Regions from separate parts of the Homo sapiens genome. Here all the other regions are linked to region 1. Evidence: chromatin loops called from intact Hi-C (ENCODE). Cell type or tissue: HCT116. All regions are shown on one strand. Region 1 holds the start of SOX9 (SRY-box transcription factor 9). Region 2 overlaps CASC17 (cancer susceptibility 17). Region 3 has its middle 270 kb from the start of CASC17. Region 4 has its middle 120 kb from the start of CASC17. Region 5 has its middle 430 kb from the start of CASC17. Region 6 has its middle 36 kb from the start of CASC17.

Evidence for each region. Peaks named below come from ENCODE experiments on the same cell type or tissue, not always from the same donor. Only the 100,000 strongest peaks of a DNase experiment are listed, where the experiment ranks them.
Region 2: it touches region 1 in a loop (10-fold over the local background); 15 of 110 quality-filtered maps call a loop at or near these places.
Region 3: a loop joins it to region 1, with 6 times the contacts of the local background. A loop is called at or near these places in 62 of 110 quality-filtered maps.
Region 4: a loop joins it to region 1, with 3.0 times the contacts of the local background. A loop is called at or near these places in 5 of 110 quality-filtered maps.
Region 5: it touches region 1 in a loop (11-fold over the local background); 20 of 110 quality-filtered maps call a loop at or near these places.
Region 6: a loop joins it to region 1, with 16 times the contacts of the local background. A loop is called at or near these places in 15 of 110 quality-filtered maps.

Annotation. Positions count from the first base shown.
Region 1 is chr17:72,116,812-72,121,811 of GRCh38, forward strand. It overlaps SOX9 (SRY-box transcription factor 9), which reads left to right and starts at 4,209. Exons shown (of 3, transcript NM_000346.4): 1 at 4,209-5,000. The coding sequence starts at 4,581. It also overlaps a transcript of SOX9-AS1 not described here. RefSeq lists enhancers at 885-1,506, 2,872-3,372, promoters at 3,474-4,241, 4,096-4,241 and a silencer at 3,855-4,184. In HCT116, a CTCF peak has its summit at 1,968; DNase peaks (open chromatin) are centred at 1,970, 3,770 and 4,140; H3K4me3 peaks cover 2,258 bases; H3K27ac peaks cover 1,772 bases.
Region 2 is chr17:71,115,819-71,120,818 of GRCh38, forward strand. All of the region lies in intron 3 of CASC17 (cancer susceptibility 17), which reads right to left. Among named protein-coding and RNA genes, the nearest start is that of CASC17, 84 kb to the right of the region's middle. In HCT116, a CTCF peak has its summit at 2,439 (motif pointing right); a DNase peak (open chromatin) is centred at 2,443.
Region 3 is chr17:71,470,355-71,475,354 of GRCh38, forward strand. No RefSeq gene overlaps it. Among named protein-coding and RNA genes, the nearest start is that of CASC17, 270 kb to the left of the region's middle. In HCT116, a CTCF peak has its summit at 3,037; a DNase peak (open chromatin) is centred at 3,007.
Region 4 is chr17:71,081,425-71,086,424 of GRCh38, forward strand. No RefSeq gene overlaps it. Among named protein-coding and RNA genes, the nearest start is that of CASC17, 120 kb to the right of the region's middle. In HCT116, CTCF peaks have their summits at 3,001 (motif pointing left) and 3,979 (motif pointing right); DNase peaks (open chromatin) are centred at 3,017 and 4,007.
Region 5 is chr17:70,764,880-70,769,879 of GRCh38, forward strand. No RefSeq gene overlaps it. Among named protein-coding and RNA genes, the nearest start is that of CASC17, 430 kb to the right of the region's middle. In HCT116, a CTCF peak has its summit at 2,411 (motif pointing right); a DNase peak (open chromatin) is centred at 2,462.
Region 6 is chr17:71,235,642-71,240,641 of GRCh38, forward strand. No RefSeq gene overlaps it. Among named protein-coding and RNA genes, the nearest start is that of CASC17, 36 kb to the left of the region's middle. In HCT116, a CTCF peak has its summit at 2,352 (motif pointing right); a DNase peak (open chromatin) is centred at 2,360.

The sequences.
Region 1 (5,000 bases):
CCCTTTGGGACTGGGGCCTTCCACTCCCACCCCTCCTTTTTCCCTGATCGGCTCCGCAGCTCCACGACAAGCCAGCTGGTCTGGTCTCTGACTTGGGCTCCGGTCCGTACCCCCGGGGCGCCCTGCTGTGTTACAGCCGCCCGACGCCCCCAGACCCGGCCAGGTCACCAGGGCAGATTGGAGGTTCGCGCCCCCTCACCCGACACCTCCCGTCCACCTCATCTTTCTTTTTTTCGAAAACAGGAAAGGGAAGAAAACTGAAACGGGCCTCTTGGTCTGCAGTTTTAGCGGAGTCGGGATTCCACAGCCCTGAGTGGCACATGCCGGTCAACTTCCCAAAGTCGGGCTCCCGTGTGGGGAGAAATACACACGCAGGAATGCACAAGCATCGCGTGTTCGCAACTGTCGCTGGGAGGTCTGGCGGCTGTGATGGGACATGCACTCACTCGGGCAACACGTCCACAGGTGACATCTATTCGATCAGTCAACAGATATTTATTGCGCACCTACGACGCTATCTGGTACTTTCCTTTTCCCCTTAGCTGTTGCTGTCCAGCCCAGCGCCAGTCCAGAGACGGGCTTACCGGCCGCTCCCTTCCACAAGAAACTCGTGTCCGGCGTGAAGAGCGGACGATAAACACTCTCCAAGCCCAGCGAAATGTACTAATTACAGGAGCGGCTGGGAGCCCGCGACACGGGGACCTGTCCCTCCAGGGATAGGAGTCTTCTACCTGCAAGGGACCCGGCCTGGGGAACTGGAATAGACAAGGGGTAACCCCTTCTCCCATCACCTCTAATGAGAACATTGTCCGGGGCTGAGATATTTGGGGGACGCCGCTGCTCACCCCACCAAACTTTCCCTAGGGACAGAAAAGCGTCCCTACCGAAAACGGATTTAAACACCGTCCCCACTTTTGCTAAGGAAGTTTGGATAGGGAGGTTGTGGTCCTTAATTCGCCAGGTAAAAGGAACCCCATCAGCTCGCATCCCTCACCCCCATCCTGAGCACTGAGTGTTTGCGAGAAACTCGCCCTGCGCCAGCAACTCTGGGCTCCGGTCTCAGCTCCCGCGTAGACGCGGAGGAGAGATTGGCGGCCCCCGCTGGGGAAATTGAGCCCGGCGCCGGTCCGGGACGTGCAAGAGGGGGAAAGGGGGAGATCCCAGACCTCGGTTTCCCGAGGGCTTCCCTGGGGAGCCACTCGCACCTCTGTGTCTCCGCTCCCGGCGGCAGACCTCGCGGCGCTTGCTCAAGAGCGGGTATCCGAAAGCACGTCCCGAACACGGAGAAGCGCCCTCCGTCTCCTGCCTCGTGACCTGCGCCCTTTCCCTCCCTCACCGCATCAGATGGAGGACCCTGGCTCCTTTCGCCCCTGGCAAAATGCTCTAGCCAACACTGGGTCAACAGCCTTAGTTTCCAGATCTGTAACCTGAACATCAGGAGCGGGTTCCTTTCCTTCTACCTGTGTCTGAGGTCCTCTGGTCGGGGACTGCGCGCGTCTTCCCAGGTCAGGGAGGAGGGGTCGGGGCGACCTGAGAAAGACACAACGAAGCGAATGGAGCCCCTGAATGGGGAAAGGGGAGTGGACACCAGGAGGCCCCTGCAGAAATGCAGGACCGATCCACTCGCGAGCTGACAATGCCACGCGCTAGACTTGGCCTGACGGTGGCAACGCTTGGCACCTGGGGGATAGGGGCCTTCTCCTGGCCTCAGTCCCCAAATTCTGCGCAGAATAGAACGGCTGGCATCTCAAGTGCTCTTTTTTCACCCGGATCTCTACAGACACAAGTTCCCTCACTGAGCTGCGCAGAGGTGGATCCGCACAGGAGGGAATATCGCGTAGGAATTCCTGCAAATATAAATCTCAGCAGCAAAGCAGTCCAGATTGACTGGAACACACCACCCCCAGCCACCACCATCCAAGTTTTCCCTGGTTCTCGGAGTTGGAAACAGTTTCTGGGCTTTTGGCGCCCCCTCTGGATACAGATGAAAACTGCAGTCCATTTTTAAGTCGCCTGTTCATAAGTTTTCAGGAAGATGTAAAATTCAAAAATGCTTGCATCAAATCAACGGGAAATGTATAAATCCCCGTCGTTTATGATGTAAAACTCTACATATTAGTATCTTATTGCATAATTGCATTAAAAGTATATTTATACATATACGTATATATCTTGACATATATTTAGTGAAATATTCCAAAATATCTTAAAGTCATAGCCCTCTTCACTGACTTTATTCCAGCAAACATGGTAATTACAATATCATACAACTAAGTACAGACGACCTGGCTAAAATGTCTGCCCGATGGTCTCCGAGTCTCCTGAATCAGGTGTCTGAGAATTACACAGTTATACTGTACACACAATGCCCTTCTACCCGGGACACAGAAATAGGTCCACACTACGCGGACTTTTTTCTCCTAGGAAAGGACGATGCTGTTCTTACACTTTCTGAAAGTAATCACAGAGCCCTGGATACGAAGCTATTGTATGCAAATCTCTTAAATTTGTAAACGAGCTATAGGGCACCAGAAACATCCCATTTGAAGAAGTTACATTCGTTAAAAAAAAAATGCTGTTGAACAAGGCTGTAACTTACTACCTTATGAAGAGTTCCATTTCCTATAAGAAATGTCGGGCTTCTTCCGAAGACAACGAGAGAAAACAAGATTTTAAGAAATTCTCCCGGAAGGACATTGATTTGGATCTTGTGATAGTGTCCTCACTTCGCAAATTAGAAAGGGAAAAAAAAACTAGTTTTTATTATGATGTGGGCCGATTCACCACAACAATAATTTAATTGAGGCGAATTTTTGCAAGAGCCCAAAAGGGTGGGGGGGGGGGGGGAGTTTAAAATTAAGAGTTTCCCAATGCTGTGCGTTTATTTGGGATTCTGAAAGCACAGAACCCGCAAGCGACCAAGACTTTTCTTCTATCCCAGAGCAGATAGCTCCGCACTTACCCAACCTGGCTCTAAGCATTTCGTGTAAACACAAAGGTTGTGCTCAAATCACACTTGAAATACATGAGAGACACCACCAATGCCTCCCCCAGAACTCCCAACTACATGCAGGTCTGAACCGACCGGACTAGAGTCAGAAGCACCGGCGCTTCACCCCTTCAGGTGTTTCGTAAATGCCAGCAAAAGCAGGCAAGCAGCATGACTCCGCCAGAGTGGAGCGTTTTGTCTGCGGTGGTGCCCATTTGTTTGGTCTTTTACAAACCAAGTGACCGGCCTGGGCCTCGCGGCCCGGGACAGCCGCATTGGCAAACTTCTATCTCTCAAAGCCAGAGCAGTTAGCAAACTCTCCCCCAGACAGGGCGACTCGGCTGACGTTTTTGACCCGGCCAGGAGGCAAAGACCAAAACGTCAGAGCAGTAGCCCTGTTACTGAGGAGCGTCGGCAGGGTCGCGGGTAGAGGGGGCTGGAGAATGACTTGTCAGAGCTCAAGGTCGATGTGGCGCGGGGCGGCCTCGAGAGCGCCGGGCTCCTGCGTGGCCACGGCCGCCGCTGCCAACCTTCGCGGGGACTTAGCTTTGCTTTCCATTGACTCCCTTTGCAAAAGCGCAGCAGAATCCTGACCAGCCGCACCAGCCCCGGCGAACCCGAGCATGTTAATCTATTTATATGGATTATTACGGAGGAACAGCGGGCGTTGAGTCACCAAAACATTTGCTTCAAAAGACTATTTCTAAGCACTTTTGCAGGCAGGCAGGCTCGCTCCAGGCGCGTAAACTCGGCTACGCATTAAGAAGCGGCTGCTTTTCGAATACTGCAAACTCCAGCTAAGTCCCCGGTGCCGCGGAGAGAGCAGTGAAAAGAAATGTCGGAGGTGGGGGTAGATCCTAGTCTAGACACACACACTTGCGCGCACACACACACACACACACACAAGATTCGCGCGGAGAAGGCACTAAAATTCTGGCATTCCGAGAGTACGACAAACTTACACACTTGGAAGTCCCGGGTCCCCCGCCTTCCCCGCAGCACCCCCCGCCCCCCCACCCTACCGTCCGCCCTTTGGCTGCGATCCCCTCCCCTCTCCTCCCCTCCCGCCTCGTCACCCAGCCCAGTGCCACAATCCTCCTCCCTCCCCAAAATCGGGTCCAATCAGCTGCCTGCCAACCCTGGGACTGCTGTGCTGTGATTGGCGGGTGGCTCTAAGGTGAGGCGGAGTATTTATTAAAGAGACCCTGGGCTGGGAGTTGGAGAGCCGAAAGCGGAGCTCGAAACTGACTGGAAACTTCAGTGGCGCGGAGACTCGCCAGTTTCAACCCCGGAAACTTTTCTTTGCAGGAGGAGAAGAGAAGGGGTGCAAGCGCCCCCACTTTTGCTCTTTTTCCTCCCCTCCTCCTCCTCTCCAATTCGCCTCCCCCCACTTGGAGCGGGCAGCTGTGAACTGGCCACCCCGCGCCTTCCTAAGTGCTCGCCGCGGTAGCCGGCCGACGCGCCAGCTTCCCCGGGAGCCGCTTGCTCCGCATCCGGGCAGCCGAGGGGAGAGGAGCCCGCGCCTCGAGTCCCCGAGCCGCCGCGGCTTCTCGCCTTTCCCGGCCACCAGCCCCCTGCCCCGGGCCCGCGTATGAATCTCCTGGACCCCTTCATGAAGATGACCGACGAGCAGGAGAAGGGCCTGTCCGGCGCCCCCAGCCCCACCATGTCCGAGGACTCCGCGGGCTCGCCCTGCCCGTCGGGCTCCGGCTCGGACACCGAGAACACGCGGCCCCAGGAGAACACGTTCCCCAAGGGCGAGCCCGATCTGAAGAAGGAGAGCGAGGAGGACAAGTTCCCCGTGTGCATCCGCGAGGCGGTCAGCCAGGTGCTCAAAGGCTACGACTGGACGCTGGTGCCCATGCCGGTGCGCGTCAACGGCTCCAGCAAGAACAAGCCGCACGTCAAGCGGCCCATGAACGCCTTCATGGTGTGGGCGCAGGCGGCGCGCAGGAAGCTCGCGGACCAGTACCCGCACTTGCACAACGCCGAGCTCAGCAAGACGCTGGGC
Region 2 (5,000 bases), 1.0 Mb before region 1:
AAATTAGTGTGCAACATCCGTGTCCTTTCTAAGACGCTTACTTCATACAGGGAGGAACACTCTATTTCTCAATGCAGCAATCATTCTTCTATTGAATAGAAATTTTGTAAAAAACAAACCTATATTAGCTTTCATCAGCTTTATTTCTCCAAAGTCTTGTCTGCACATTTATTCTTTCAGAGGCAACAAACAAAATTCCATACTCAGGTATTGGTTCCCTTTTGATGCTCCGAGAAGCACTAATTAATGTTTTAGAAAAGGTATAAAGGATACGCTACATCAGGGAGTTCTGGAATGAAAGAGAACCATTCCACTGAATTTATAATCTTGCAGGTACGTGGTAGCTATTGTTGTAGTTACAATACTTACAAAATACCTAAAAAACAGCCTAATTGACAAGCATCCTGACTGTTTGCATTTACAAGTCAATTTCATTAAAGAATTACCTCATTTGATCGTCACAGAAACCACAGGATATAGATATGACTGAAGAGATTAAGGAGCTAGGAAATAAATCTGGGACTCTGAAAACAGGTCTAATTCTGATCCTGAGAAGCATCCAGGTTGTTTGAGAAATGAAGACCAATAAGAATGAAAGCCAAAGAGGAAAATGTGGGTGTAAACTGACTATAATAGAATGCTACTGTTTGCATAGAAGTTTATAAGAACAAAATAAGACAGAAGAGAATGAGAAGATCCAGGACTATGAGTTCAGTATTGTGCTTGTTTAATATCGAGATTTCAGTCCTACTGAATCATAATATCTGGAAATGGGGCCTCGGAAACTGAGTATTTAACGAGCTGCCTATGTGATTTTGATGAATAGTCAAAGTAGAGGGCTACAGTATAAAGAATGTTCCTGTATCCTGGGATGAAGCAAAAAGAATCAGGACACAGAAGCTGGCAGCGGCAATAGAAAACAGAAAGCTTAGAGGACATGTGTCCACTTATTTATCTACGAATATTTATTAACCATGTATAATATTCCAAGCTCTGTGCTGGGTGCTAGGAGACAATGGTGAGTAAAAGAGGGAAGGCTTTTCTACTCATGAAGTTTACACTCAAGATAAAACCTCCTAAAGAAGTAAAGAGACCTACTATTTGATAGCACAACACGGTGACTATAGTCAAGAATAACTTAATTCTATGTTAAAAAAAAACTTGAGTGTAACTGGATTGTTTACAACTCAAAGGATAAATGCTTAAAAGGATGGATACCCTATTCTCCATGATGTGCTTATTTCACTTTTTATGCCTGTATCAAAACATCTCATGTACCCCGTAAATAGATATACCTACTATGCAACCACAAAATTTAAAAATAAAAAAAGCAAAGAGAACCCATGATGCCAGACTGAAATAAAAACAGTAAAGCAGAGGATATTTTTAAATTGCTCTAAGATTTCTAACATAAAATAGTAGGAAAAGCGTGGCTTCATTTAAATGAAGGAATTGGGAAATAATAATATTATGATAAGAAATACATTCCCCCCAGTTTGGGTAAGACGGGGTTTCAGCTGATGTGAGGGCATGTTGAATTTGGGGTACCTCTGAAAAAAAATAGGAATGGGAGAAAAGTTAGTCCAGGGACAGGCCTAGGAAAGCAGGTATTTGTCTAATCTGATGTTTATTGGAAGCCATGAGAATCAATGAATGTATCCAGAAAGTGAGACTATGAACAAGACAAATCTGATGGTAACATTTTTAGCTTTAAGACTCACAGATAAAAAGCCAGGCAAAGAGAGAAAGTGATCATATTCAATGAATACAGGAGGAAAGATGAGAGCAGAAAGAATCCAACTAGGAAACCACACAGTTGGAAACCAACGAAGAATTTTGAGGATGACGTTGAGGTCATGAAGAGGTCAATGAGCATAAGGATTGAAGACACCCACGTGAGTAAATCAAATTTAACACTTTGGAGAGCAGATTTAGGAAGACAATGAGAAATAAAGGAGAGATTTTAGAGTGCCTGACAGCAAGTAGGCAGATACAACTTAGGGACAGCGGATATAGGTCACTAATGAAGAATAAAAGTTTAAAAAGTAGCTCGAAGACAACCTGAGCATTACTGAGAATAGGAACAACAACAACAAAACCATGTAAAGGAAGTAATTGAAAAGTACAGAAAAAGAGTGGAAAATTCTATAAATGAGGAAGAAATGGCTCCAGGGGAGTTTTAATAACTAGAAATAACATACAACCTTTCAAGTCATTTTATTCCAGAAAAAGATTACCTGTATCCATTTAAACGCAATTGTTAACTGTGTTTTCTTTCATTTAATTGTTTTAGGTTCTGAACATAGAAGAGGTCTGTTTTCCTATCATTCGACACTGAAATGACGTTTCCAGGATAAAATTCTCCAATTCATGTCGAGTGTGCTTATCCATGTTTTCCCCAGGTGACCATCTAACCCCCTCAATATTTTTTTCCACCAGGTGGCAATGCCCTCTTACTATTGAAGAGCTGAAAGCTCAACATGACAAAAACAGTGAATAACCTGGGTTTCTGAAAGAACATTCTGACAACTGTCTTTGTTTAGAAAGTTGACATTTTCATCAGAGTTGCCTCCTGGAAAATCCATTACAGATTCCCAAACTGCTGATTATACACAACCTGAGAAGAAATCTAAGGGAAGGTGACTGGCTGCTTTATATCAAAAGAAGGTCACCTAATGTCTTAAACTCAAAGTGTGTTTTTTTTTTTTAGAAAGAAGGAGAAAAGGTTTTTGATAATCTGAAATTTTGGCAGCATAGGGCAGATAACAGAAAGTCTGATCTACTCTCAAGAAAGAAAGGATGGATAAAACAATTGATTAAGAAAAAAAACACAAAATGAGAGAGTGAGGGAAAATTTTAGGGATTGATTTATATATATTTTAAATTAGTAATCAATAAATATTTGATGAATGAATGAAAGGACAGAAAAGAGAGTATCTGATGAAATGCAATATTCTATGATCTAGTACTCCAGAAATTGTTGAAAGAAAAGGAAACATTTTGAGAAACATCAAGTTTAGAATATAGACTGGAACAGGGGTCAGCAAACTGTGATCCATGAGACCATTCTGGCTTAACACCTGTTCTTGCAAATAAAGTTTTATTGGAACAACCACATTCATTTATTCACAAATCAACTATGGCTGCTGCCATGTGCTGTAACTGCAGAACTATGTGTTTTCCACATAACACCAGGCCCACAAATCCTAAAAGACTTACTAACTGGCCCTTACCATGAAAAGTGTGATGATTTCTGGAGTAGCATTTAAGGACATGGGTTTTAGAACCAGATAAATATAAACTTCAGTCTCAGTTCTAACACTTAATAGCTGTTTGACCTTAACTAAATTGTAAGGGTTAATGTAGGCCTTGCTTTTAAAACACTTAGCACCCTGCTGATACACAGAAATCATATTACTCATTACTATCTCTCTTGTGTAAACTCAATGAGAAACTGAGATAATTTCCTCAACTCTCATTAATCCTCAAAAACGAAAATATTTTGTAATTATAGACAAACGGTGGAGAATAAATGTACCTCCTTTTAATTCTGGCAAACCTGCTTTCTCCAAATAACTCCTCTCTGTTTCCTTCTCTTTCAGTAGAGTCAAACTCTTGATGACGGTATTTAGCAGTTGGTAAATGCCTAGTGTGCTGAGTCTGTGCAGATCTGATACTCTTCACAGTCCCTGACCAAAGCCCCGGATCCTGAATCTTACAAAATGCAATGGAATCTTGAAAAATAGAAAAGACATGGGGCAAGTATTCAAAACTTACCCTAAGTGCTTCTGACCCTGAATAGCTAAGGCTCAAAATTGGCTTACAGAACATGCAATGATGATTTTGATGGTTTTTCGTTCTAGTTTCTAACTAATTCAGTGTTTGGCTGCCAGTAAGGGCCTTTGGCAAACACCTATAGGAGAAGTGTCTAAAATGTAAAGTGAATCACTGGAAATGGGAACTCTGTCAAAATAAGGGAATTAAGTTCATTAAAGGTGTGGTAGCTTAATTTACTGTGCCAGTTCATACTGATCAGGGTTGGCACTGAACACTCAGCTAGTGCAAACCCACCCAAACTTGGCAGAATAAATGACCCCAACCAATCCAGCCTCTTGGCTTTCTCTCCAGGTTAAATGTGCTTAAATTAGTAAAAATTGGGTTTGGACTATGGGCCTTTCTTGTCTTCTAGATTGGGGCTGTGTTGTATCAACTCCATGAGACAAACAGCAAAGACAACTTTGCTCATGGGGTAGAATGGTTGACATCTCCAGGTGAGAAAAATGGCCTCAAAAGTCCCAGAGTCTTTGGGAACTGCATCAAACAACCAAGGAATTTATGTCCAAACTCTGTAAACACACATTTCCAAGATGGCATTTAGGTAGATGGCCTCTTGGTAGAAAACTAAGTAGGTCCCTGGAGAGCAAGACGTGAGAGCCAGGTGAGGCTGCTCCTGGGATCACTATAACCACATTGGACATGATACAAAGTCAGGAGGTAGTGTGTGGGATGTGATAGGGGTCCACTTGCTGACACACAAACCTTAAAACCTAGATGAGGTTCACGTGGGCATGGGGTACCATGTCAAAACACAGTGTGCCAACTACTTCTATGAGGAGCACGGATTTGCCTCACCATAGAAGAGGAGAGCTGTAGGTGTTTCAACTGACACTTTCACAGATCACTTCAATATATGGAAATCCTATTTTGCATGTGATTTACACAGTTGAATTTATTCAAAAGAGATTTATGTTGTAATTTGCTAAGTACTCTGAATAGAAAATTAAAGTGACTGTCCCTGCCCTCATAGAGCTGATGTTCTGGTAGAGGAGACAGGCTTTTACATGAATAGCTATAATGGTATTTGAATAATAGCAAACAACAGGCAAGGGCAGGGTGCTAAACAAAGAAAGGAATTAAAGAAATTAAGTAATGCTTTGTCAAATGGTGATGTTGGACCTGCACCATGAGGGATATGAAGATAGTGTCATTCCCTGGCCCTC
Region 3 (5,000 bases), 650 kb before region 1:
TGAATTCTTACATATGTACTCAGCCTGAAATTTGACTTTCCTCTGAGGCCATGTCAATACGGTCAATACAAAGGAGAGAATTCAGCAACTTATCCAAAGGACTCAAGGCCCCAAGACTGGGAATGGAGGAAAATTAAGTTTAGAACAATGAAGAGAGACGATTTAATTATGTAAGTTTTCAGATATCTAGGCATATGTAAATTCCAAGGTCAAAGCAACTTCTCGGGAGAATTGTGTCCCTACCCTAGACAATGCTGCAGAATTAGTCCCATCTTTATGTTTCCTTTAATGTCACGTGGGTGGAAAGAATGGTTTCTTCTTCCTATAAGGAAAGTAGAAATTGCTTAGCTAGAGTGAGGGGGTTTGCCTGTCTACTTACAGAGATATTAAACCAAGCCCACTTTCCCCCTATTTCTTTTTTTCTTTTTCTTTCTTTTTTTTTTTGAGACAAAGTCTTGCTCTGCTGCTCAGGCTGGAGTGCAGTGGCGCGATCTTGGCTCACTGCAACCTCCACCTCCCGGGTTCAACCAATTCTCCTGCCTCAGCCTCCTGAATAGCTGAGATTACAGGCATGTGTCTCGCCTGGCTAATTTTGTATTTTTTAGTGAAAGACAGGGTTTCACCATGTTGGTCAGGCTGGTCTCGAACTCCTGACCTCGTGATCTGCCCGCCTCTGCCTCCCAAAGTTCTGGAATTACAGGCATGTGCCACCGCACCCAGCCCCCTATTTCTAAGCATGAAATAATTTGAAAGATTATATTGCTGTACATGATGCACCATTCTTAGACTTTTTTTCCAAGCCTATCATATGCAGTTTGCCTCCAGCAATTGACAACATCAGTTTTACATGCAGGCATGGACAGCTACAATTTGGCAGGAAGGTTGAAGTGACCTTTTATATTTTTTTCTCATTGGAAGGGGGTCAACTTTGAGCTACATCTATAGTTCCCTTTAAACCATGCACCGTGTGGGCTGGCCTTGACGGGATCTGAGCCAGCCCAATGTAACATCTTCCATTAATGCGCCTAACTACTCTGGGGTCTTCCTCCTGTTCTGTGTGTCATAATAACACACCATGCCTCCAGCACCTTGTCAAATGTTCTTTCCTAATTTAGAAGTGTTTTATCATTCCAGGGAGGCAAAAAATTATTGTGAGAACGAATGTTAAATTATACATTCAAGAAAACATATTCCTAAGGAAAACCAGGGAATGGGCCAAATTTGACTGAAGCCCACTCAAAAATATTTTTGTGCTTCAGTTACTCTTTCTTCCAACACTTAATTTTTTCCATTTCTCCAGAATGCCCCTGATTTTATTTAACTAGTCAGAATTTTTAAATTGTAGCACCTTGTCTGGGCTGCTGTCTTTCAATGTTACTTAAGCTGCAAAATTCTTTCCTTGTTGCTTCTTTGTCTCATCTGACTCTCCCTCTAATCAGATTTCAAATTACTTTACAGCATAGAGGTAGAACAGCAATCTGATTAATTAATCTATTATGTTACATTAAAATGATAATTCATGAGTTGAATCATGTTATTTCTTTCTTTTTCTTTTCTTTTTCTTTTTTTTTTTTTTAAGACAGAGTCTCATTCTGTAGCTCAGAGCTGGAGTGCAGTGTCATGATCTCAGCTCACTGCAACATCTGCCTCCTGGGCTCAAGAGATTCTGGTGTCTCAGCCTCCTGAGTAGCTGGGATTACAGGTGTTCACCACCATGCCCAGCTAATTTTTGTAGTTTTAGTGGAGACAGAGTTTTGCAATATTGGCTGGGCTGGTCTCTAACTCTTGACCTCAGGTGATCCACCCACCTTGGCCTCCTAAAATGCTGGGATTACAGTCGTGAGCCACCACGCCCGGACAGTTCATGTTATTTCATTTCCTCATCTTTCTGAAATCATTTTATTTCCTCTATTCTATTTAATTTTTCCAGCCATCATAAATGTTAATTCAAATTTTCTTTTCCCTGACCCTCCCACCCACCCCAGCACACTGTGAGCTCCCACTTCCTGCTCTATTTTATCCTGTCACAAATTTGTAGTACTTTAATTAAGTGGTGCTACCAACTTTATACTTAATGCTCTTCTCTTTTACATGATTTTTTTCTCTCCAACTATTACAAATTATGTTATACCTTCTTGGAAGACAGAGGTTATAGTAGTTAGTAAGAGCATAAGAAAAAGAGAAAGACCAATGATCTAATGTTTTCTCTACTATTTACTGACTGTGTGATTCTGAATATGTTTGTCTTTTCAGAATTGCTTTCACATTCTCTAAAAAATGGGAATAATAAAACACCTCTTAGGTGGTATAGTGAGTAACTACATAAGGCACTAAATAGAATTTCCTTAGTCTACAGCCTGACATGTACCCTGTGCAGTAAGTATGAACTCCCTTATAGTAGGTGGGTGCAAAAGTAATTGTGGTTTTTGCCTAACTATATGTTTTTATTCTCAGTACTTGCCTCTATGCTTCACTTTCAGCAACTCATAACTCTTTGTTGATTGACGTTGATGCAATCATCAGTTTATCCTATCTTTTGTCTCTCCCTAAAAATTGGTTTATCTTCAAAAGATAGCCTGATGCTCAGTAAGTCAGTCAAGCTCTTTACAGGGAAGCATGTGATATTAACTTGAGGAGCTGCTACAGACATTGCGTAGTATACAGAAGCAGATCAGCAGAGGTCACTGTATAAATCCTGCCAACCAAGGTAGAAATTCAGCCACCATAAACAGCTATTTTGGAATGGAAAGGCTAGAGAAACAGCATGCAGTTAAAAATTAATAGTGTGCTATAAACTTTTCCTTTAAATAATAAATTGATTTTGGATTTGATAGAGTTAGAGTCCCTGTAAGACATCTGATGAAACAGTTCCAAGTGTGAGCCAGTGGAGGCACACATCAGAGGCAGGAGGACTCTGTGGCTTCTCTCAACGCTCATGCATTCCCTCCTTTCCTATCTGCGGGGCTAGGAATGAGCATTATTTTTTTGTTTGGGGTAGTTGCACTTCGGTAGGTTTTTCTACAAGCTACCCCTAGAGGGTGCAATAACCCTCTCCCTCTTACGTTCTCAGCTAGAGACCAGGGGCATGTGTACTGTTGGAAAGTTAATCTGTTCAAAGTAACAGCCAGACCCAAGTGACTCAAAATTTAATTGCAAATAATTTGGACCCAATTTTCAGCCGATTAGCCTTATAACCTGACAGTTATAAAGTGCCTACTATGTGTACATCTTCTTCTGTTTGCACAATTTTCCAATTAGACATAAGAAACATTAAATTGAGCTCCATTCCTCAATTATTAAAAGTTGACCTCTATATTTCTAGGTCAACTAGAATAGTAATTTTAAAATCTGATATTTTATTTATAAGAAGAGTGCTTTGTCTCATTTCCTACAAAAAAGAATGTTAAAAAAATGAACCCCTATTTAGTAAGTATAACTTTTAAATTTGAATGTAGAGTGTCCTAATTTGCTGAAATAAATTTTTATATTACCACTTTATATATAGATTAAAATTGCATCTTTAATTTTTTTTACTCAGACATCGATTAGAAATATAAATGTTTCTTGTTCAATACTTATACTTACTAAAACTGAGTTTGAGGAAATGTCCTCTCTAAGCCTTAGTTTTCTTAATTATAAAATAGGAGATAATATTTGCACATCTGGCACATGGCTGCTCTAAGGGTGAAGTGAGACCATCCATATGAAACACTTAGAACAATGCCTATCATATAGTAAGCACTCAATAAATACCAGCTATTAAGAAGGATACATAATTTTGTGTTACAATATTCTATAATCTTTAATAAATCACAGCTTTGTTACAAAGAGGCATATCACATAATTCTATCTAGTCATATCTGATACTATTCTAATAATTTAGATGTCATTTATTGACTATAGACATATATATGTAATGCACATAAAGAATGATTTGAGACACAAGTCAGAGTGGTTGCTGGTAGGAAAACACACACGCACAAACACACAAATTTCACTTAGTCAATTTGAATTGTGTCAGTCAATGACTTAGAACTGGGAAATTGTAGAGCTTCTTACATTTCAGTAACACCAGTGCCAATCTGTTTGTGCCATTTTAAAATGTTTTGAGCAAAATGTATTTTGTATCTTGGCAATTATGTTATTTGAATCCAGAGTACCCACTCATAAAAGCATGATCAAGTAGGGCAATAAAGATTGGAAGGATAAAAGAGATTCGATATCTTACAAGTGTCCTCTTGCAATCCACCTTCCTTTTACAGAACTAAATTTGTCTTAGAGATACTGCCAATTATCTTAAAAAAACTGTACTCCGCACCTATTGTCACCTTCTTCACTCAATAGAAAACAAGGGGCATCTGAATTAACAAAACGGAAACTCTGAAAAAGTTCCAAACGGCTTCCTCAAATGTAGCACCTTTACCCTCAGAATGTGAAGTTGACAGGTTAGGCACTGACTTAGGAATTTGCTTTTAGGTGCTGGAGATCCCCGTGACCAAATAAATCTTGCCTCACCTACTAACTGATGCTTAAAACTCCACTTTAGCAAACTCTTTCCTTTTCTTGCAGGTTTTTATCTGTGTGAGGAATATAGCTTCATGATATCATCATAACTTTATGATTTCAATCATTTAAAATCTAACACAACTGAAGAACTCGATGACTTATTAGTAAAATGGTAAGATAGAGTATTCAAAGGCACTGGTTCTCTGATAAAAAGAAGAGCGTTAGGCCAGGTGCGGATCACACCTGTAATCCCAGCACTTTGGAAGGCCAAGGCGGGCAGATGACTTGAGGTCAGGAGTTCGAGACCAGCCCCGCCAACAGGGTGAAACCATGTCTCTACTGAAAATATAGAAAAATTAGCTGGGTGTGGTGGCACACACATGTAATCCCAGCTACTCAGGAGGCTGAGGGAGGAGAACTGCTTGGACCTGAGCAACAAAGGGTGCAGTGAGCCAAAATCATGCCACTGCACTCCAGCCTGGGTGAGAGTGAGA
Region 4 (5,000 bases), 1.0 Mb before region 1:
TTGAGAATGAGAAGCCAATAAAGTAGGTAAGAAACAAGGTAGAGTGACATCATGGAAGCCAAACAAAGCAAGTGTTTCCAGGATGAAGGCGTGATCAACTGGGTCAAATGTATGGTGACAGATCAAATAAGATGAGGACTAATCATTAATCATGGATTTTAGCAACACTGAGTCCCTGTGGACCTTTACAGGAGAAGTTCTGGTGGAGGGCTGAGAGCAAAAGCCTGGTTGAAGTGAGTTTGAAAAGATGTGAAATGGTAAGAATTAAATACAATGAATATTTTCCTGGACTTTTGATATACAGGGCTTTTTTAGGATGCAAGAAATAACAAAATGTTTGATTTATGATGAGCATGACTCTAATTGAAAGAAAAAATTGATAATATAGTAGCCAAAGAAATAATTGCTGAGTAATGCTCTTGCAGCACAGGTTAGAGGGGGTAGACTTTAGACAGGAGTGTAACTAATTCCCCTCCATTGTCAAGAGGGTAAAGTATTTGGGTACAAAAGTCAACAGGTTGGTGAGTGGCCTGGTGAAGATGTAGTGGTTGTACTTTAGGTCCTACCTTTAATTAGTTTCTTATTAATGAATTAATAATCAATTAATATTGTGTTTATTTGTAAATTTCTCCAGGCCAAAAACTGCATTATGTATTTTTTGACACTTATTTAGCCAAGCAACAAATAATTGTTTATGAAACTCTGAATAAATAACATGACAAAGGGGTACTGTACCACCGAACTTCAGGCCAGAAGGGTTCCTGTAAAATCTTAAGAATGGTATTCACTAAAGAAATTTTTAATAAAGTAGAACTTACCAGTATTAAAGAATTACTTGTTAAAGTAATTGATAAAACTAAATTGTTATGGAATTGATAAAACTAAAGTTACCTTTTGTTTCAAGTTCCACTCTTTCTGGTTTAAATGTTTTTAAAAATTTTATGGTGAAATGTGTTTTACATGAAGAAATGAATTGAACATATATGTGCAGTAAAGTAAGCCACATCATCTAATTAAAGAAATAAAATATTACCTGCACTCGAAGAAAAAAAAAATCACCCATACCTCTTCTGTGATAGCTTCACCTGTTTGAGGTGATTTCTATATTGACTTTGATGATAATCAGCCTCTTTGAGGTAACTGCTATCCTGACTTTGATGAGAATCATTTTCTTTTTTTCCTCTATTGTTTTATCTATTTACCTTTCAGAAATTGAGTTCAATTTTATCTGTCTTTAGACTTTATACAAATGGAGTCCTATTCTGCACATCCTTTTGTATCTTTATTTTGTTCAGTGTGTGTGTGTATGTGTGTGTATGTGTGGGTGTGTATCCTAAAAAGTTTGATGTTTGGATAATCTGGGTGAAGGCTATTTAGAAAAGTACTAATATTGCAACATTTCTGAAAGTCTAGAATCAATAACTAAAAATAAAAATGAAATAAAATAATTTTTAATTAAGATAAATTAAAATACAAAATGTTTTAAAATGTGTACTTTTTAACCTAACTATGCAGTACCACCACTGTCATACAATGAGTATATACAATATGGTCTATTTCTGAGTTATCACAAATTTTTGCATTTATCTACATACCTATCTGCACACATTCTGCATTGTCTTAATCACTATAGCTTCAAAATAAGGCTTAATAACAGGAACAGAAAGTTAACTTGATTCTTATTAGAGTTTTTGTCTATTTATAATTTGTTGCACTTTTATGTGAATTCTAGAATCTACTTGTCAAGGCCTACCAATGGGAAAATCATTACGATTTTTATTGGGATGGAATTAAACCTAGAGATCAGATTGAGGAGTTGAAATCTTTACAATATTAAGGTTTCACTCCATGAACATTGTCTGTCATCCCATTTATTTATTTATTTATTTAAATTTCTCAGTAGTTCTATATTTTTTTCTTAGAGATATTTTACACTTTTGTTAGATTTGTTCCTTAGTACTTCCAACTTTTGATGCAATTGTAAATAATGTGTATTTTATCTCTGTTTAATTTGGTTTTAATGTATCTTAAATCTATGTCATTTAAGCCATAATCATTTAAACTGGTTACGGTGTTTCTTTCCTGGCAAAGTGAAGCTTGTATCATTGTAAAGTGATTCTCTTTAACACAAAAAGTGTTACTAATATAAAAAAAAGTTAGTCTATTTCTGTTATTTTTTGTTATTTATTTACATATTTCTCCCCTTTATTTTAAACCTTTATGTGTTCTTATACTCAAAGTATATGCCTTGAAAACAATATGTAATTTGTTTATGTTTATAATCTGGCCTGATTATCTTTGACTTTTAACTGAAACATTTAGTTTATTTACCTAGTTGCGATTATTGTTATATTTGAATTTCAAAATAGCACCTTATTTTGTCCTTTAAACACAATTTGTGGGCATTCTTAAGAAATAGGATGAGATTCCACTTTAGGGATGCAGTACAAAGTTGTCCAGGCTGTGCACTGCCTCCAGGTAGCACATCTAAATGGACTACCAAGCACTTTACAGATGCCTTAAATTCTTGTACTTGTCGCATAAATTTTTGGGTAGATGCAAGTAACGTCTTATGGGAGAAGAACCTTTTTTAAAATTTGAACTCAGATACCACATGGGTAAGGATTTGCATTTGCTTCTGCTCTGCACCTGGGGACATTGTAGCCCCAGAAAGCTTCAAGCTAAATGCACAGCTTAAGGACCCTTCTCCACCTTGGTATCTAGAAGCTGGATCGCAAAGTTCTGTGAGAGTCGACCCATGGCAACATTATTGCAGGAATTTTTTTTTTCTTTTCAATAACAACCACCCCACTCTTCCTAAGGTGATCTATTCCGTTCCCTAGGGGTTGGGAAAGGGGTTTAGTGCTGCTCCACATTGTATAGCCTGGGAGGTTCCATATTGATGTGAGAAATTTCCGTATTTGACTTCCTACTGGGAGCAGTGGGAAGGCTACTGGGCCTTGACATCGAACCCAGTTAATATCCTTTCCCTGCCCCCTGGTGGTTGCCAAAGTTAGAGACCAAGTTTGCCAATGTATGCAATCGCCATCAGGAAAAAAGTGGTTCCTGTGTCCTGGTGCTTTGCTTAGCTGTCTTGGCTCCTGCTTCTCCATTAATTTTGGCAGTGTCACTCCTTATTATCTTATCATTGCTGTTCGGTTTTCAATGACAACTAAAATAGTTTTTCTGCTTCATTAGTTGCTTTCAGGGAGTGACTTGGTCTCAACAACATAGCCTATTAATACTAAAATGGAAGTCCACATTTAAATCTTTAATGTTTCTACTACAACATTTTACATATGGCATAGAATAGAAATACCGTTTTGTTATTTTTCATATGGGAAGCCAATTGCTTAGTGCTGTCTATTGACTAATTCCTCCTTCTCCCAGTAATTGGCCAGGTCATCTTTGTCAAATATCATGATTCCATATATAAGTTGGTTTGTTTCTTCACTCTAGTTGCTCCATTGCTGAAACATATGTGATATAGTTTGGCTCTGTGTCCTCACCCAGATCTCACCTTGAATTGTAGCAGTCCGCATGGGAGGGACCTGGTGGGAGGTAGTTGAATCATGGGGGCGGGTTTTTCTCCCGTGCTGTTCACATGATAGTGCATAAGTCTCAGGAGATCTGATGGTTTTATAAAAGGGCAGTTCTCCTACACATGCCCTCTTGCCTGCTGCCATGTAAGACATGAATTTGTTCCTCATTTGCCTTCCACCATGATTGTGAGGCCCCCTCCCACCCTCCCAGCCATGTGGAGCTGTGAGTCAATTAAACCTTTTCCTTTATAAATTACCCAGTCTTGGGTATGTCTTTATTAGCAGCTTGAAAACAGACTAATACAATATGTCAGCACATTGCCGTGCTGTCAAGATATTAAGGAGTGACTGTGCCAAAATTCACAGGGAAGATAGCACTAAGATAATTATCAACAAAGCACTGGAATGCAGTGCTGATGGTATTTACCTATGTTGGCAAACTTGGCCTCTAGCTCTGGCAACCACAAGGGGGCAGGGAAGGGTCAGAAGTCAAATTGAGAAGGGTCAGAAGTCAGAATTGAGTCAGAAGTCAAAGCCCAAAGCCTGCTGAAGGTAAAAAGTCGAATAGAACTTCCACCATCAATATAGAACTGCAAAAGGCTATGCGCTCTGAGACAGGCACATGTAAACCAACCATTTCCCCAAACCCTACTTAATAAGACTCTAGTTAACAATAATTTATTGTATCATTTCAAACAATTAGAAGAGAATTCTGAATGTTCTCAACACAAAGAAAGAATAAATGTTTAGGTGACAGATATGCTAATCAATCATTACATACTGTATACATATATCAAAATATCACTCTGTGACTCCTAAATATGTACAATTATTACGTGTCATTCAAAAAAATTAAAGATCCGAGCAACAACAAAAAGTTTAGTATGACATCACCATGGCAACCTGTGAGCATGAAAAAATAACCTACCTACTTCAACTGTATCCTTTACACATAAATAATGTAGTGTAAAAAAAAATTTACACTTAAATAATGTAGCTTTATGATAAGTTTATATGTCTTGCATGACAAACACTTATTCCTTTTCCTACTGTGTTATTATTGTTACTCGATTCTTTTTTTAATGCCATTGAGTCAGATTGTCACATTTTATGATGAAACTTGTTGAAATTTTGACTGAAAATATCTTGTATATATCCGGGGGAACTTGAAATCTTTACAATATTAAGTTTTCCTCACTCTCTTTTTAGTTAGCTTTTTTCAATAAAGATTTATAATTTAATATTAAAGGTCTTCTGCATCTTTTGATTGAATAATTATAGGTTTTTAGGTAAATAGGGTAAGTTTTTCATAACTCTCTCATTCTTTGTTTCTAGTGGCTAGAAATGCAATTGGGTTTTGCACATGAATCTTAAATCTTGCAAACCTGCTAAGCTCAATTACTCCTAGTGAATTTTCTCATCTATATTTTTGGACATATGTGTGTGAAAGATAGTTCT
Region 5 (5,000 bases), 1.4 Mb before region 1:
TTTCTTCTCTCTTTAACTATAGGAGATCTTGAAACCTTTTTGCGATGCATTTCCTTCTACTCTGTCCTCTAGCAGTCACTAAATAATACGCTTTTACCTACAGATGGAAGCAAGTTTGATTTTAAATGAGGACAATTTAGATAAACTTTGGGACCTGTGTAAAATGATATTTAGAATATTCACGAATTCTGATTTCACACAGTTTTCAACAATAACACTTTTGTATTTAAGCCAATATGATTATCTTTAGAATACTAACTATTCCCTCTAATAATAAAACTTTTTTTTAAAATTACACATAGTGTTACAAGTTTTTACAACTTATATAAGATTATTGACATTGACTCAACCCATATTTTGACACCATTACCCATACATGCAAGACATATGTTTGTGGAGATACACAGTAATAATCTACCTTATAGTTTACAAACTTGGATTTTAGTTTCTTTTGTTCTCTTTCAGACAAGATCCAACTCCTGTTACCTAGGCTGGCGTGCAGTGGTGTAATACTGGCTCACTGCAGTCTCAACTTCCTGGGCTCGGGCGATTCTCCGACCTCAGCCTCCCTGGTAGCTGAGACTACAGGCATGCACCACCATGCCTGGCTAATGTTTGTATTTGTAGTAGAGAAGAGGTTTTGCCTTACTGCCCAGGCTGGTCTCAAACTCCTGGGCTCAAGCAATCTGCCTGCTTCAGTCTCCCAAAGTGCTAGGATTACAGGCATAAGCCACTGCGCCTGGCCTAGTCTTTATTTATTTATCTATTTTTAACGAAAGACATTGATATCTCTCTCTTCTAACAGTGATGGTACTGGTATATGATATGTCAACTACACTCCTGCAGAGCTGCAAGTATGTTAGCCTTGGTAAATGAGAGACATGAGTAAACATTGATCATATGGCAGATATCTGACAACTTACAGATAAATCTATATTTGTAAAAAAAAGTTATTCTCAATTTTTTTTTGCTTTGTTATATTTCACTTAAATGGGGGAACCAAAAAAGTACATGTAAAAGTAGTTATTCAGGCTAAGAGTTCATAATATTAAAAGAGCTTTGCTTATTTTGGGAAATTTTGCACTGATAAAAAAAGGCATACGAAGACTAAGTTAATAAAAATTTATTTATAGTTAAAATACATGTGTGATTATAAATGTCTATCCCTATATTGCAACATTTAATTAGTATGAATACATCCAAGTTTAGGTCTTCTTGCATATTCAATATGGTAAGTATTGTTTCAAAATGCTTTAAAGAAAATGTTTAAAATAGTTTACTATGAATTAAAATATTTAGCAGCCATGAAGGGATAAGATATAAGGACTTAAATTGTTATTTTGTTCTTTAAATAAATACATTGAACTGATTACAATATTTTTATACATTTTGATGTAACAAATTACTTCATGGGATATAACAGGAAACCAAGCTAATTTTCCATCAATTGCACTGTTGAAGATTGTCCTACTGTAATATTTTGATTTTAGGGCATTAGGACTTATTTCTAGCAGAATACGGGAATAGAAGTATTCAGCTCTGACATGATCATTCGTTTCTGTCTCAGGACCTAGGTACATTTTAATAGATGGGATGAGAGAGAAAGGGCTGTTTTGTCTCTCAAGGAATTGCTAAACCAGATGTTGAAAAGGGAGGAGAGATTTTTAAATTTTAGTTGAAAAGCAGTATCCAATGAATTAAAAACTGATACCCAATCAGTAACAATGCCTCCAGCCACATAGCTTTGGGCACTTCTGAGTCCACCTCTGGCCACTTCTTTACTCCTCCATGAAGTGACTTTTCCAGGTCACTTCTTGTTGTATATTTGTGGAGGATTTCTACTAGAAGCGTGCAGATCACCATCTGCTCCACAGATCAAAGGCATCCATCTCCTAAGTTCCCCACTGAAACAAGGGTCAATGTTGGAAAATTTAATTCAGTGAATGCCACTCATAAAAATGAATTGCAGATTTTAATGAACCTTAATTTTCAAAGGAATTTATTCTATGATATTTAGCTAAAAATAAAAATACAATAATATAATGGTATAATTAGTTTTCTTAAATTAGTATATTTTCTGTTTGGTGCCTGATAGAGGGAAAAATGGCATTGTTGTACTTCGAAGACGTTTTTCTTCATTCTGTCTTAGCAGGCAAACTTTTTTTTTTTTAAATAGTATTTACACATAATGAAATGGTTATAAAAAATCTAAGCTTATTTTCAACACGTAAAGAGATGTTTCTGAGTGATGTTTGTGTGTTGTAAATTTAAGCAACCTTTCCTTAACTTTGAAATTTTTCAAACTTTGTATCTTTGAAAGATTTATGTTAAAAGCTGAAAACATCAAAATTAAGAAGCCGAACCCCCAAATTTCTGATTTTTAAGATGGAAAGCCATCTGAACTTTTACAGGATTCCAACAGGGGGCAGTGAAATTCCACAGATGAACTTGATGGCTGTGCTGAAAAATAGATGCCCAGAATGTAAATCTCTGAAGAGAAATATGTCTTAACACAGCTACCTCAGGAAAGGGGGAATTATTGCACTTAATTAAAGTGTATTGACACCATATGTGGCCCCACCTCTCCCACTCCCCTTTTTGGATTCATTAAGAATTAAAAAAAAAATCAGAAACTAGTAAAGGCAATATTCCTATAGAGCCTGTGACTTAACCCTTAATCATTAATCCTACAAAAATTACACTTAAACAAAAAGCTAGTTGGTAAACAGAAACCTTTCAAATTAGACAATTTATGTTCATTATCTCTATAACTCAAAGGAATGTCATTGGACTGTTTTGTAAAAATAGTATTCTCTTAATGACAGTTTGTATTTTCTTATGGAATATTTTCAACAATTTTAAATGACAGCAAAGCTCTAATTATTTTTGCCAGTGAGGTTTACATAAAGATTTGAATTTTTTTAGATCATCTGAAAAAAAATAGAAATAATGTTTGTATGGGTCTCATTCCCCATATTTTTTAAAGTCCTTGCATTTTGAATAAAATACATCCATTAGAGTTAAAAGTGAAACCTTTTTGTTATGACTTGGACACTTATTTAAAAATTAAGCTAAATTTGACTCTTCGGAAAAATGTGGCTAAAAAGTCTGATTTTAAGAAACCTTTTAATACACTGTCTTCTTTATTCTCTGTCACAACTCTTGTGTTCTTTTTGTTTTTTAACTGAGTTTGTACTTTACTTCTTCAAAACACATTTGGAGGCAGAAATATATATTATCATCACATTTGAATTAGTTCTAGAATTAACACCTAAAATCTGAATTTTTTGTATTCTAATGAAATTGGTTTCTTCTGTATGTATTTTAAGATTATAATATTTTATTTAATATATTTTTTATGATTGAAAAATAATAATGATTGTAGAGCATTTAGAAAACACAGATAACCAATATAAACAAAATTTAATGACCCATACTTCTACCAGACTGCTGTCAGAATGGTGATTTTTTTCCCTCCTTTTTTATACCTGTATAAGAATATTTATTTAACATCAATATACATTTATTATAACATACATCTCACATATGTTTGTATATATTTTTATACATATTAATATATATTTCATATATCTGTGTATATACACATATATAATGTCAGATTATACCAGCTACAGAATTTTATAATTTTCTTATTTTTACCAAATATTATGCTTTGTAGACTTTCCCATCTTTATGTTATCACTATATGATTTTAAGTAGGTACAAACTATTATATCATATAGATTTACCATAATTCATTTATTTTTCCTTGTAGATAAATAATACAACTGAAAATGTAGTAGCCTACAAATTGAGAATTAATTCTAAAGCCCAAAGTGTTCTATGGTATCAGTTGAGTCTTTTGACTTAAAACCTCTGTCTTTGAAATTAGGTCCGTTCACTAATCTGAGTAAACAACTAGTAACTACAATTTAAAAGTCTTAAAAGGGAAGGAAGAATATTGACTGTATGCTCTAAGAGATGAGATACATATTTTAATGACTATATTTTAATAGCATAAAGAAAGGAAGGTAGAGTTTGAGACTCTTATTTATGTGATTATTACATGTGCATGCTTTTGCTTATAATGAAACCTTCTTGGTCCTTTTGTTAAGGTGAGACAGACTTTAGAATGAATGCCATTTTTCAACATTCATATGCCCCAAAATATTTTCAGATACTTTTTCTGCTACTGTACAAAACTTAAAAAATAAATTCAATATTTCATTATATTATTCATAGCCATACATTTAGTAACTAAATTTGAAAGCTAGGTACAAAATATTTAAAAATCTCACAAAGTTCGGGGAAGCTAATATTAACGAAAAGTCTTCTTGTGAGTAGAAGAAGTTCTTACCCTACTTCCATAAATTCTAGTTTTCAATCTGCTGTATACTGATTTATTTTATCATACTGATATAAGAACTTTGGCATGGCTTATAAAATAACTAGATATTTGACACCAAATACAGAATGAATACAGAATGTATTGCATAGAGTAATTGTCCTTTCGATTTTTTTGGAAAATATTAGTTTAGGTAGCTATATAAATATCTATTTCTATATATTTATAGACCTTGCAGTTTTTAAAGGCCTTTTATATTTTTGGAGGAGGTAGAGGAAAATCAGAATATTAGTATTCTAATATTATATGTGTGAAAACTTAGAATTGGCTGAAATATTGATTAACGTTGGTAGTTATTAGATCACCATGACATAGCATGCTGAGAACTGAATCCTCTTTGCAGATGGGTGCCTTAGTGCTCATTCCACTGCAACATAACATGTTCTTTTAAGCTACTAAACCCTTCATATTTGTGTCTAAATAACTGCATACATCATGCTTAATCTGTAATTATATTGTATATTAAGTATAATATATATGTATACACACATGTGCATGTGTGCGTGTGTGTGTGTATATATATATAGAGAGAGAGAGAGGGAATACAAAGGAAGCATATAGAAAGTGTATACAAATGAAAACACCTAACTATATA
Region 6 (5,000 bases), 880 kb before region 1:
ATCTGTTATCCCAGCTACTCGAGAGGCTGAGGCAGGAGAATTGCTTGAATCTGGGAGGTGGAGGTGGCAGTGAGCCAAGATCATGCCATTGCACTCCAGCCTGGGCAACAGAATGAGACTCTGTCTCAAAAAAAAGAAAGGAAAAAAGTGCTAAATGTATTATTGTGATATACAGGAGGCTAAAATCAAGTATAACTTGAAAAGTAGGCCAAGTGACTCATATTAAAAATGAATAAATGCGTACCCACAAAAATTTAAAAAAAATTTAAAATGTATAAAATGAATAAATATAAATGTAAACATAATATATAATTACATATAGCACACAAACATATAGCAATAGAGAAAGACGAGTATGTGTATACTCACACACACACACATTTCTACAATTTAATATAGTGATTTATACCTAGAATCAAGCAGCTTTTGGGGGACTTGGAGGTTTTATAATACAGAAGAGATAAACTGCAATTACTTTTGACCATTTTGCTCATCTTTTTCTTTTCCTTTTCTTTTTTTTGTTTAGATGGAGTTTTTTTGCTCTTGTTGCCCAGGCTGGGGTACAACAGCATGATCTCAGTTCACTGCGACCTCCACCTCCTGGATTCAAGAAATTCTCTTGCCTCACTTCCCAAGTGGCTGGGATCACAGGCATGCGCCACCACACCTGGCTAATTTTGTATTTTTAGTAGATGGGGTTGCTCCATGTTGGTCAGGCTGGTCTCAAACTCCTGACCTCAGGTGATCCGCTGGCCTTGGCCTCCCAAAGTGCTAGGATTATAGGATTATAGGATTATAGGTGTGAGCCACCGCGCCCGGCCTTGCTCATCTTTTTCTAAGAGATTCAGTAGCCCAAGCTAACATAGATTTCATTCTGTTTCAGCAAAAAATATCTGTGACATGCTCATGAACTGTCCTTCCCAGCTGTTTACCATTCACCTCTATTTTTCATTCATCTCTGTTTTCTGTTCACTTCTGTACCATTTCTTTCTGTTTTCCTGAGAAATGAGCCCACTGAGATAAAGACTGGCCCAACAAGAACACTGAAAAGCATTCCTTAAGGTGAAAAATAGAAAAAAAATCCATTTCTGAAGTTCTTTTTAGACTTACAGTTTTGAGCATTGGTTCACAAATTTGCCTGCAAATAGAGTCAATAGAAATTTTTAAAAATAGACTCAAAACAGAGCCAATTATAATATGTTGATGAGACCCAGTTATCAGTACATGTATTTCCTGGGTGAAAAATATCTTAAAATTACAGCATTAAGTTATGTTATCATTTGAATAGAATTATTTTACACGAGCTAAATGACATTAACTCTATAGTTTTCAGGTAAATCATGAGAACTTGTCTAATCATCAATTGGATGTTGTGCCATCTGTGTACTTTGATCAATAAGATAACCTACATGTGTACGTTACCTTTAATTTGGTACATTTTAAGAAATAAAGACATTTCTGATAATTTTAATGATCAAAAAAGCAAAATGAGGTACACCATCATTCCAAAACAGATTCCAAGGCATCGAAGTATTTGTTCAAATAAAGAAATGAACTAAAACATTACACATATCAGACTCCAAAAGGGTCAACAACAACCCATAAGCTCAATAGACCCATCAGCTCAGAACTAATTTTGAGCCCATGTGTCAGTCAGTATTTATTAACCACCTACTATGTGTCAAGCACATGTGGAATTTGGCAGTCTATATTCCAATGCTACAGAATGTTCTTGGAATGGCTAACTCATTTCAAGACCTATGTTGACTATAATGTCTGATCACTTGTAAATTCTCCAAATATCTACATCATAGTGGTAAGCGCTGTATAAGCAAGACATTCTCAAACACCATCACATATTATCCCTATTTAATTGACCAAATTGCAAACATTCAGCGTGTTTACATTTGATGTACGTTACATGATATAATGCTGAATGTGTCAATTGTGCTCATGATTAATGTAAGTTGAACGTTACTATTATAATATCTAATTTTCTGAAATGCTAAGGTAAAAATTTTCCTATTTTAACATTTCTGAAATTAAGATGTATCTTATCATTGAGTATAGACTGGGTATGGCTTATATTTACTCTTCCTTCCATCAGCCTCTCCCAACCTAAAAACTAACATTACATTAAATTGATATCTTAGAGTTGAAGACTGTTTAGAAGAAAGAAATACAGGAGCTTCCCTAAGTAGTTCAATAACCCTATGTATACATCATTCTTCTAAAGTAGGGGAAGGAGAAGATAAAAACAAAGATCATCAATGTTCAGTCTGGCTGATAGACAAAGCCTAAGTATTATTGCAGAATATCATAGTCCATATTATCAATTTCCAGCAGATGGCATCTCACACTGTTAAGTTAGTCATTGAGGAGCCTATGGGATGTCCTTGCTTGGATAACACATGGAACTCCAAATTGTGCTTGTGTTTCATGAGAGTACATTTGCCAGCACAGTCACCTAGAATGAGAATTTCTGTAACTAGCCTCAGCATGTGGTCACTAAGATTGCCCACAAGCATTTAGTATTTTCAGCAGAACCAAAGCATAGTGCACATTTTAATGGCAGTGACTCCTGTTTTAGAACAGTCTGCACAACATAATTGTAGGGCAAGGTGGGAATTATGAGTCTTAAACAAGTCTTGTAGGTGGGGATAACATGTGTATTAAAATAACCAAAACCATTGGCTCTGCTTTTCTGCAGATAAGCCTCACACAGCTATGATTCACAGCACTGTACAGCTGCATCTTTCTGGAGAAAATCTTGCAGTATTTAACTGTGCCTTCTGAGATATATTCAATTTTTCCACTTTTATTAAAATTTCCATTATGATAATATTTGTTTTCAGTACTTCAATGAATAATTTTAAAACGCATATTAACATATGAATCTTTGCATCCTAGGCAAACTTGAGAACCAATGTTCAAAACAGTAGGGTTAACAGGAACTTCAGAAATTGATTTCTTTCCTATTTTTCCCCTTAGATTCTTTTCAGTGCTCTTGATGGGACAGTATCTATCTGAGTGAGCTGATTTCTTCAGGAAACAGAATTAAATGGCACAGAGTTAAATGGTACAGAGGTGAACAGAAGACAGAGGTGAATGGAAAACCGAAGTGAAGGGTAATTTGTGAGCATCTCACAGATATTTCTGCTAAAGCAGAATGAGATCTATACTACCTCAGGCAATGAATGTCCTGGAAAAATCCTGGGTAAAATGTTCAAAAGTAATTTCAGTTTATCTCATGTTGTCTAACAGTCACTTGAAGACGAAAGAGAAATTTCATGCGGCAATAGCTAAGCATGGCTTTTTTTTTTACACCGTATTTTATTAGACTGTGGAATCTTCACCTTGTTCTTAGTCAAATTGTTCAAGATAACTCTTTCTCAGCACTCTATTTTTTCTTAAATGTCAACTAATTATGCTAACAAGCATATCAACAAGAATATATAAACCCTCATTTTGTTCAATTAACACTAAATCAGCAACTGATTTCAGTGAAATAGTGGTTTCAAGATGAAAGGACGCATTTGAGCTACACGATGTCTTTAGCTTGATCGAAATTCATAAAAGCTCCTAACATCAAAGGGGAGAAATAAGATCACATTTTAAGATAATACAATTCTAAGTTATATTTTTTAAGTTGAAATGACATCATAAAAATTGTGCCTAACAAAATGCTAACTGAATGTCCCGAAGAACAGAAACAAAAGCAGTTCGCATTGGAAGCTATTTTAGATAAGAAGTTTTGATGCTATAATGAAGAAAAAAATCAAGTAAATTGCTTCTTTTGGAAGAGATAACAAAATTTGTCACCTGAATAAGTGTGGGAATTGAAATAAAACCTATAAATGAGTCCATTTTGACAGAATGCTGGTATCAAAACTCTACAATGAATTACCAATTCTATTCAAATGATAACATAATGCTGTAATTTTAAGATATTTTTTACCGAGGAAATACATGTACTGATAACTGGGTCTAATCCACCAATTAGATAATAGATAAAAAAATGCTGACTTGTGGTTCGCATGAGCTGAAAAAAAAGGACATTTTTATTGAAATGTCTAGAGTGTCGTTGTAAATGTAGGTCTGAAGTTCAAGAGAAGTTGGAAATAAGCTTTATCCAAGAGTCTTCCATGCAGAAATAAGAGTTTAAAACTCTGGAATGGGAAAATTTCTGAGATAGAGAGTATAGAGAAAGAAATGGAGAGTAATGGGAACCACTGGGTAATGAAACTTGGGTTAGATAATCATTTTATCTGCCTTTGGCTCTTCTATAATGCATATGACTACCATTTCTGTAGAGTGAGGCCAACTATAGTACGGGTGAATTTAATAATAAATTATAAGAAAAATGTTCCACCATTGTATTCACATTACATGAGTGTGAGCATCCCTTGCACATCCCTAGTACTCCCTAAAAACTGAAGGAGAAACTAATTATAATGTATTTATTTGTATTGACTATGAAACGTTTTGTTCCCCAAATGCTTGATTTTCTCTCTTCCTTATCAATCAGTGATCAAATTCTTCTAAAGATAAAATAAAGATTGCTTTATGTTTTATATTAAACAGAAACTAGTGTAACTCTGCCTAATTAAATGGCTCCTATCTAATCCTTCCTAGTCAGTTCTGGCAAAATTAAAAATTTAGAATATTGAACAAATGAATAGTCTTCCTACGTAGTATTTTTCTATTTCAGCTACAGCCAATGAAAATGTACAAACTGGATTAACTAAAGGAGAGATGATTATCTGTCTTTTAAAGCAGTAATGTTTAGGATTACCTAGGGATGTAAGTAATAAGTAGTCCCTGTCAATCAGGAGGAAAAAAACTTCAGTCTTTTTTATTCCCAAATGGAGCCCCAAAATGACTGGCCATAAGCAAAATGGCACTGTGTGCTTCTTTGTTCCCCACCCTCAACTCCCTCCTTCCATTCTGACCCTTCTCCTCTACTCCACACCATCAAAAACCTGCTCCCATATCTCATA